2 separate regions of the Homo sapiens genome follow, and region 2 is linked to region 1. Evidence: chromatin contacts called from ENCODE Hi-C or POLR2A ChIA-PET data. All regions are on one chromosome and are shown on one strand. Each heading gives the region's core, a stretch centred on a gene start or an enhancer-like site at or near the end of the contact. The rest is flanking DNA. Distances are from core to core; before and after follow the strand shown. Region 1 overlaps EPC1 (enhancer of polycomb 1). Region 2 overlaps EPC1-AS1 (EPC1 antisense RNA 1).

The links. A loop is a pair of places that touch in the nucleus more often than their neighbours do. ChIA-PET counts read pairs that join two places held with the same protein, here RNA polymerase II (POLR2A). Pooled maps may share reads with other maps.
Region 2: a pooled map shows a loop between it and region 1 (2.1-fold over the local background). The contact joins two enhancer-like sites. A Hi-C loop is called at or near these places in 1 of 168 maps with a recorded cell type or tissue (endothelial cell of hepatic sinusoid) and 2 of 50 pooled maps. POLR2A ChIA-PET finds 5 or more read pairs at or near these places in 10 of 52 experiments (A549, CD8-positive, alpha-beta memory T cell, OCI-LY7 and 6 more).

What each region holds. Positions count from the first base shown.
Region 1 is chr10:32,296,136-32,301,026 of GRCh38, reverse strand. The region is part of intron 2 of EPC1 (enhancer of polycomb 1); the gene reads left to right. Among named protein-coding and RNA genes, the nearest start is that of EPC1, 49 kb to the left of the region's middle. Within about 2 kb of position 2,811, at least 3 of the 41 ENCODE cell types and tissues checked have a DNase peak (open chromatin) inside an H3K27ac peak, as active enhancers do.
Region 2 is chr10:32,366,016-32,370,520 of GRCh38, reverse strand. The region is part of intron 1 of EPC1-AS1 (EPC1 antisense RNA 1); the gene reads right to left. It also overlaps a transcript of EPC1 not described here. Among named protein-coding and RNA genes, the nearest start is that of EPC1-AS1, 21 kb to the right of the region's middle. Within about 2 kb of position 2,505, at least 6 of the 41 ENCODE cell types and tissues checked have a DNase peak (open chromatin) inside an H3K27ac peak, as active enhancers do.

The sequences.
Region 1 (4,891 bases), core at 1,562-4,061:
TAATTCTTTCCTCTGTAAGGCCAAGAAGCAAAAATAAGCAAACATAGCACCTATTCTCTAATTTATTCCCCACTAAACGGCCCAGGAAGCCTTGGAGAAATGGCTGATTACAGGGCTGAGGCAGGGTAGGTACAAGATGGCCCTGTAACATCTTGTTATACTGGATATTAAGCTTCCAAAAAAAATGATGGTGGTGTGTCGTGAAGACACAGGGGTTTCCGCTGGCTAATTCTGGGACAGTTCGCACAACAATAAAAGTACAATAATTATAAACCATTGAAAAAGTAAAAATCGGCGGGACGCGGTGGCTCACACTTGTAATCCCAGTACTTTGGGAGGCCGAGGCAGGCAGATCACCTGGGGTCGGGAGTTCGAGACCAGCCTGGCCAACATGGTGAAACCCTATCTCTACTAAAAATACAAAAATTAGCCAGGCATGGTGGTGTGCATCTGTAATCCCAGCTACTCGGGAGGCTGAGGCAGGAGAATTGCTTGAACATGGGAGGCAGAGATTGCAGTGAGCCGAGATCGCGCCACTACACTCTAGCCTGGGTGACAGAGCAAGACTCTGTCTCAGGAAAAAAAAAAAAAAGAGTTGAATTGATACACTATAGAAAAAATGCAGGAGCGGGGGCGGGAGGGAAAGCATTAGGAGATATGCCTAATGTAAATGACGAGTTAATGGGTGCAGCACACCAACATGGCACATGTATACATATGTAACAAACCTGCATGTTGTGCACATGTACCCTAGAACTTAAAGTATAATAAAAAAAAATTTAAAAAAAATGCTAGAGTTAGAAAATCATTTTTGTGGCCCGGCACGGTGGCTCATGCCTGTAATCCCAGCACTTTGGGAGGCTGAGGCAGGCAAATTCACAAGGTCAGGAGCTCGAGACCATCCTAGCTAACACAGTGAAACTCTGTCTCTACTAAAAATACAAAAAATTAGCCGGGCGTGGTGGCAGGTGCCTGTAGTCCCAGCTACTCAGGAGGTGAGGCAGGAGATGGCATGAACCTGGGAGGAAGAGCTTGCAGTGAGCTGAGATCGCACCACTGCACTCCATCTTGGGCAACAGAGCGAGCTTCCGTCTCAAAATAAAAAAAAAAACTCATTTTTGCAATTATCATAAATCAGGGTTGGATCATACTAGAATCATCAGTGTGTGCTCAATAAGAGAGGAAATTTTGATGAGGAGATTTGCATGGCTTTAAGCTCTCTCCACAAACTACTCATTAATTACAAAGAAGAAGAAAAAATTGGGCAACATCTTGACTGGTGATCAAAATTGTCATTACTTATGAGGAACAGATGAATATTGTGTGCCTCTAGATGTGGATATTCTGAGAAGGACTTAAAAAGTTTACTTTGCAATAACCTAGCCAAGAATGTGTAATCTAATCACAATGGAGAAAAAAATCAGAAAAACACAGAGTGAGGAATGTGCTAATAATAATAATAATGATGATGATGATGATGATGATGGAGGCTTGGGGAGGGGGACATACCCAAAAAACATCAATGTCTTAAAGACAATGGTGGCCAGGCACGGGGACTCACGCCTGTAATCCCAGCACTTTGGGAGGCCAAGGTGGGCGGGCCACCTGAAGTCAGGAGTTCAAGACCAGCCCGGCCAACATGGTAAAATCCCATCTCTACTAAAAATACAAAAATTAGCCTGGCATGGTGGCAAGCGCCTGTAATCCCAGCTACTCAGGAGGCTGAGGCAGGAGAATTGCTTGAACTCAGGAGGCAGAGGTTGCAGTGAACTGAGATCACGCCACTGCACTCCAGTCTGGGTGACAGCGTGAGATTCCATCTCAAAAAAACAAAACAAAACAAAAAAGCCATTATGAATATAATGTACCCTCCTATGGCTTCGAAAATGAAAAAATAAAGAGTGAGCCTGCATAATGAAAGTGCACACAAGCACGAGCACATGTGCGTATGATAAAACAAAATAAAAATTTAACAATAGCTGAATCTGGGTAAAGAGTATGCAGGTGTTCCTTGTACTGTTTTTATTTCAACAACTTATATAAGTTTTGACTTCTAAGTAAAGTTTTTTTAACGGATACTTTTTTCCTAAAGTAGAACCTACATTTTCAATACCTCTCAGAACAGATATCCTGTCTTTGTGCTCTGATTCTGAAAGATTATTTTCTCCTTCCCACTGCCTGCCTCAACATCCCCTGCAGCATATTCTGCTGGTACTGCTTTCTGACAGATAAAATCTATAACAGCAACCAGAGAACTTTATGTACGAAAGATCTTATATCTGAGATTTCAAATCTAATATTCACCATTTTCGCTCCCTAAGTACATTCTGGAAGTGACCCCAAGCTCTAGCTTTTAAGCAAAGGAAACTGAAGATTTCCATGATCTGGCTAGTCAGCGATATCTTTATCTTAGAGCTGAGGCAAGGATGTCAAATACCTATCACCCCATAGTAAATAACATCTTCACAACAGTCTTTTCTGCTGCTCAGAATTGATATCAAGAGCTTTGCAAGTAGATATTATTAATCATGCAGTTAGTGCTCGTGTTAAAACTGGTGTGACAATTTTTCTTCAACCTTGGGTAGTGTTCCTACCTTCCTTCCTTTCAATCAGGGTGTATATTCTGTTCCTAATCCACATTGTGTGCTGTTTCATGGATCCAGATATCCTTTCACTATTTGTTTCCTGTATTTTTAAAACGCTGTTTGAAGTTATGGACATACTCACCGAATGCACACTTAGTTTGAGTCATAAATGGCACTTGTTACGTAGACACTTACATTCCATCTCTATTACTAAACTTTAATATCTTTGTCTTAGATCTAAGGCAAAGATGTCAAATACTTCCCACCCCATAGTAAATATCTATTACTAGACTTTAAATACCACGGTTTGTACCAGACTGGATTTCCTTTAAAAATAATCTAACTGGCCAGGCGCGGTGGCTCACGCCTGTAATCCCAGCCCTTTGGGAGGCCGAGGTGGGCAGATCACGAGGTCAGGAGATCGAGACCATCCTGGCTAACACGGTGAAACCCCATCTCCACTAAAAATACAAAAAATTAGCTGGGTGTGGTGGCGGGCGCCTGTAGTCCCAGCTACTCGGGAGGCCGAGGCAGGAGAATGGTGTTAATCCGGGAGGCGGAGCTTGCAGTGAGCCGAGATCACGCCACTGCACTCCAGCCTGGGCGACAGAGCGAGACTCTGTCTCAAAATAATAATAATAATAATAATCTATTCAATGTATAAGTCCTGTTGTATTTTACTTAGGCTTACTTTATGTCTACATGGCAGTTATGGTATACTTTTTCCTACATCTGTGTATCACACTAATACTGTATTCTGTTTACCTGTATGCATCTCTGGGTTTATTCCTATCAGAATATTTTTAAAGGAGCCAGCTTACACAGTGTAGTTCTCGTTATTATTTAAGAATTATAGGCCAGTTGCGATGACTCATGCTTGTAATCCCAGCACTTTGGGAGGCCAAGGCGGGCAGATCACCTGAGGTCTGGAGTTGGAGACCAACCTGGTCAACATGGTGAAACCCCATCTCTACTAAAAAATACAAAAATTTGCCGGGCGTGGTGGCAGACATGTGTAATCCCAGCTACTCAGGAGGCTGAGTGAGGCAGGAATATCGCTTGAACCCGAGAGGCGGAGGTTGCAGTGAGCTAAGATCACAGCATTGCACTCCAGCCTGGGCAACAAGAGCGAAACTCCATCTAAAAAAAAAAAAAAAAAGAATTATTAACCTGCTAGGTCTCAATTTAATTGATAGAACTTAATTAGAAAAGATGACCTATTTGCCTGTTTTTCTTTAGACCCTTTTTTTTACTTTGAACACATCCAATAACATGACCCAGAAAATCTGAAGATACTCTTAATTCTAGGAACATGATGAATATTTTACATTTTTATTAGCTTGGGTTGAGGTGTTTATTGGAAGCTGCAGATTCAGCTACAGCTAAATTACATAATAAGGTTGTTGGGTGTGGGTTTTTTGGTCAAATGAAATTCCAAAGTGGGTTTTTACATGTTAGCTTTTCTCTAGGGTTTTGGTATTCTATATATGAACAAGATTGGGTACTCTTCCTATTTAATAATTTTTTTTTTTTTTGAGATGGAGTCTTGCTCTGTCGCCCAGGCTAGATTGCAGTGGCGCGATCTCAGCTCACTGCAACCTCCGCCTCCCGGGTTCAAGCAATTCTCCTGCCTCAACCTCCCGAGTAGCTGGGATTACAGGCACCCGCCACCACGCCCAGCTAAATTTTGTAGTTTTAGTAGAGATAGGGTTTCACCGTGTTGGCCAGGCTGGTCTGGAACTCCTGACCTCATGATCCACCTGCCTTGGCCTCCCAAAGTGCTGGATTACAGGCGTGAGCCACTACGCCTGGCCCCTGTTTAAGATTTTATATGAGTTTGCACTGAATAAAAGAAAAGCCTCTTGCAGAGGCAAAAGGGCTCAGACACTCAGGTCCTTGTTAATGTCAGAGGGAAAGACCCTGAGCTCCTTGATTCATATGATAGAAATCATCCTTTTCAGTCTTGATGCAGCCCCTGATATGTTGGGTGTGACTTGCCATTGATAATATAATATCTACCAGAAGCTATGGCAAGTGTATTTTGATGCGAAGCAAGGTGATCCTTGGCAAGCTCATTTTGTTTTAATGAATAATTAGGCTTTGTGATTGTGGTTTGACATGTGATACGATCTAAAGAAGAGGATGCCAAACTGTAGTGTATAAATGAGATCCTAAAAATGAAATATAACCTTAAGAAGCAGAACATTGGCCGGGCGCGGTGGCTCACGACTGTAATCCCAGAACTTCGGGAGGCCGGGGCGGGTGGATCATGAGTTCAGGAGTTCAAGACCAGCCAGCCTGGCCAA
Region 2 (4,505 bases), core at 1,256-3,755, 70 kb before region 1:
CCCTACCCTAAAAAGTTTTGGTTTAGTTGGACTGGATGGGATCTGGAAATAAATATTTCCCAAAAGTTGTCCATGGGATCCTAGCAGTCAGGGTTGAGAATTGCTAAGTTATAGAGACAGGCTTACGGCTATTGAAGCAACCCACTAAACCAAAAATTTGGGGGAGGTTTTTGTAGACTAGCCAGGCTACTTCTCATCTCCATCTTTCAAAACCTACTATCCATCTCCTAGGAGGTGAGGGAGGCCCAGACCTACATAAAGATTAATGACAGTGAAACCAGTTCTGTGGAGTGAAGCAAAAAATTGACTGCCTAATGAACACAAACTTTTGCTGGAAGAAAACCAGCCCTGTAACTCCTCTTCAGTTATGAGTTATTTGATGCCCTTCAGAGTGGGTCTTATATATTGAAAGGCTATTCAGAAGTTAATTCCAGTTTTTAAAATATATATAAAAAGTTTTTAGCTTATATATTCAAAGTAGTAGTTCTCCATTATGCTTTAAAATTTAGTATACAAATCTTATCATATTCATAAATCTTGCAAATTTTAGAAATCATGATCCTTTAAATAATATCTGGTCTTATCTGTAGCATGACTTAATTAAACACCTCCCAACTTTTTACACTGAATTTATAAATTTAGTACATATAATTGCCTTCTTTAGTACTTTGTAACATTTTCAAGAAGCTAAAATCTTACAGATCTAATAATTTAACTTCTAAACATGGTAACTCTTAAGTTTGCTCTAATGTTTCAATAATACACATAAACTTAGTAAGAATTCTGCTTAAAAGTCTAATAGGCTGACCTCTTACTCCATTAGGTCAAGTGTTCTTAAATAGTGCAATTACTTACACTACAAAAAAATGCAGTACTTTCGACAGCACATTCTAAATCTTTCTGGAGTTAAAATATGCTTACCTGTTAAAAGAACCGTTATGACCTACCCAAACAATTTGGGGTGTTGTCTTCCCAAGTAAATTTTTTGGTCTGCCTTCTTAGCTTGTTCAAATTTTTTGACGAACAGTGGTTTTGGTTGGAACACAACTAGATCCTTGTTTGAGACACTGATGGGGTGTACTGAGCCTTATTTATATTTACTGTATTTTTTATTTTAAAAAAAGGTATTCTGAAGGCCTACTTGTCTTAGATATTGAGTCGTATCATTTCTTATTTTCAAGTCATGTTAGAATCTATGGCTACATCAATTGAAAAATACCTGGATTTTGCACTTCCTAACCTTTTAGAATATGTAGCTGTCTTTTATATCTAAATCTAAATACCTTTGAATTTGGCAGAATGTCATATTCTTTCACATTGTCTCGTAGAACAATCAACTCTTCCAGATATTTCTGATCCTTGACTGACTGAATTTCTCTCATGGCTTTGTCTGGCTATGTGGTCACAATTTCCAATGTTATTCTATTGACAAGGTTTTTTAGCTTCCAGAATAGCTGACCAGAAGCCTCTCCATCCACATTTCTATTGCAGACATTAGGAGAACACTTGAAGTACACGGCTTTGTCTGATCTGTTCAGAGTTCCTAACTTTGCCCTTTACTACCAATTGTCCAGACCCTCAGTTTCTTCTTCTATCAAACAAAGTAATATTACTTAATCTCACATGGCTGTTGAGAGAACACAATGAGTTTGTGCATCTAAAGTGCCTTGAATAGCGCTAGACTTGCCATAAGTACTCAAGATGTACTCTAAGTTCTGTATTTCTTAGACAAACCTGATTTCAGAGATCAAAATAGGCCTTACACAGTGCGACGCGAATTTAAAAGATTACCGCATTCAGGTGTATGGATTTTGCAGTATTAAAGATGCTGCCTGGAATAGGTCATTATCTTCTCCAAGTACTCTGTTAAGTCAATGAGTCACATAGAGTATAAGGTTTATTATCTGCTTTTCTTTCATTAAATAAATCTTTATTGAATTTCTACTACATTAAAAAACCAAACCAAAACAAAACAAACAAAAAAAACACTTCCCTGAGCCATAAAGGAAAAGGTAGTTTTGACTGGAACCTTGAAGGATGGGTAAACTTTCAGCAGATAAAGATTGAGAGAAGACCTTCCAGGTAGAGAAAGCAGTGTGGGCACAGGCAAAGATGGAAGAACACACGTGGCTGTGGGAAACACAGCTAGAAGCCAGTGCGGATAGAGAGTAGGCTATGATGTGCAGAGGTTAGACACTGGGAGAGACAGGTCCATGAGAGTAGCTTGGACTAACACAGGGAGGGTTTGGAATCCCAAGCTGGGGAACCTAGAAATCAGGCATTGCCCACAGAGCACCAGTTCAAATGCTTGCGTCAATTGCCAGAAAATGATGAAGGGATAAATAAAGAGAGAACTACTTCTTTCTTTTATTTGTCTGTTAACCCATTGGCATTGTGGAGGGAAACTCCAACAGTCTGGGTCTCTTGCCAGGTAAGTTTTGATGGCGGAGTAAAGAGAAGTAGAAAAGGTTGGAAGTTTGGGACAATTTTCAGTAAGTGTGGACACTGGACAGCAGGGGGCAGCATAAGGGCACCAAAAAGTTGAAAGACGCAGAAGACATTCGCTTATGTAACATTTCCTGACAATTATGAGTTTACATTTATAAGGCTACTTATATTAGTAACTTAGCATTCTTCTCCCAAAAATGAACAGAAAATGACAGAGAAAAGACGAAAGAAAAATAACAATTGCACTGTGTTAGGCTGGCTAACAGCAGAATGGCACTGCTGTTTATTTGAGAGGATAGAAACAGGCAGTTGTCTGCTTATTATTTCCTTTCAAATAAATACAAACTCAGAATTCAATACAAATGTGTACATTTCAATTGGAAAACACACCTTTATATGACTTTACGATTTTGCATTTTTAAAAATACATTTGTTCAGCTATACTGTATTCACAAGTTTCCCTAGTGAAAAAGTGGGGAAACTTGAAAAAATATATCATTTAAAAAGAATTGAAAGTTTAATATACATGTTATTTTATATGCCAATATATGGAATTTTAAATTTTGAGTTGTTATGATTATGAAATTTTCTGGACTTTTAAATTAAAATTTTTTCTTTATGTCTAAAATTCAAAATTATCTACATTACATTTAATCAGATTTTTCTAGTGAAATTCATCTCTTACTAGCCTTTTTAAAAGTTTCTTCAGCTATTGTTTTAAAAAAGTTTGGGGCCGGGGACGGTGGCTCATGCCAGTCTTTACATTAATAAGAATAGCGAAAGGCTGGGTGTGGTGGCTTATGCCAGTAATCCCAGCACTTTGGGAGGCCGAGGTGGGCAGATCACTTGAGGTCAGGAGTTCGAGACCAGCCTGGCCAACATGGCAATACCTCTACTAAAAATACAAAAATTAGCCAGGTGTGGTGGCTGGCGCCTGTAATCCCAGCTATTCAGGAGGCTGAGGCAGGAGAATCGCTTGAACCCAGCAGCTGGAGGTTGCAGTGAGCCAAGATTGTGCCACTGCACTCAAGCCTGGACAACAGAGCAAGACTCTTTCTCAAAAAATTAAAAATACATACATACATACATACATACGTACATAGTTTGGATGGTTAGTGATGTTAAGAGTGGAAAACTGGAAATTTCCACGTAGATTTTTTTTTAGCTCTGGAATTTGCCATGGCAAAGGCTACATTATACTCACCTGCAATCTCTCCATCCAACTTGTGAGGAAGATGGTAGCACACTGCTTCATACCCTCACACTTAAGGAGAAACCTCTCTGTCTGTGTTCCTTCATGATTCTTTCAATGCCTGTCACACGTTTTGAAGGCTGTGATCACTGTGTGGGTTGCACTCTGTGTGCTGCTTTTTGTTCTGTCATTTTGCTTTTTTATATATACCTCTTTACATGTATTGATATAATACCTCATATTTATCACTATAAATGGCCAAAAAAAATTGATGGCAGACTATTCTTATGATTATTGAATACTGATTTCCAATTTTAATAAGGAAAATCTGAAACAATGAATAAATTTGGGGCTTAAGCTGGTTAGCATTAAACTTCATTCTTCAATATCATAATTGAAAATAAAGTACTCTGTAAGGTAACTTCATGAAAAATTACCTATTTTTTTATTTTAATCATTTGTAAATCTGGGCATATAAAGATATCAAGTTATTTAAAATGTTACCTTTCAAACTAGAGTTTACAAGCAGGGTGTGCCTGCTTGTGTTTATAGGAAGTAAGTTCACTAACGGCAAGAGCAACATTTTCTTTTATATTTCCCCTGGCTTATAGTACAATGCTTTTGCACAGAGGTGGGGCCCAATAAACAAAACAAGGTTAGGAAAACTTATTAAAGCATCATATGAAACATAAACATGTTTTGTAATGTAGATTTAAAAGTACTCGTGGTCGTTGTTGTTGTTGTTTTTAGCCTGAGTTTCGCTTTTGTTGCCCAGGCTGGAGTGCTGTGGCATGGTCTCGGCTCACTGCAACCTCCTCTTCCCGGGTTCAAGCGATTCTCCTGCCTCAGCCTCCCAAGTAGCTGG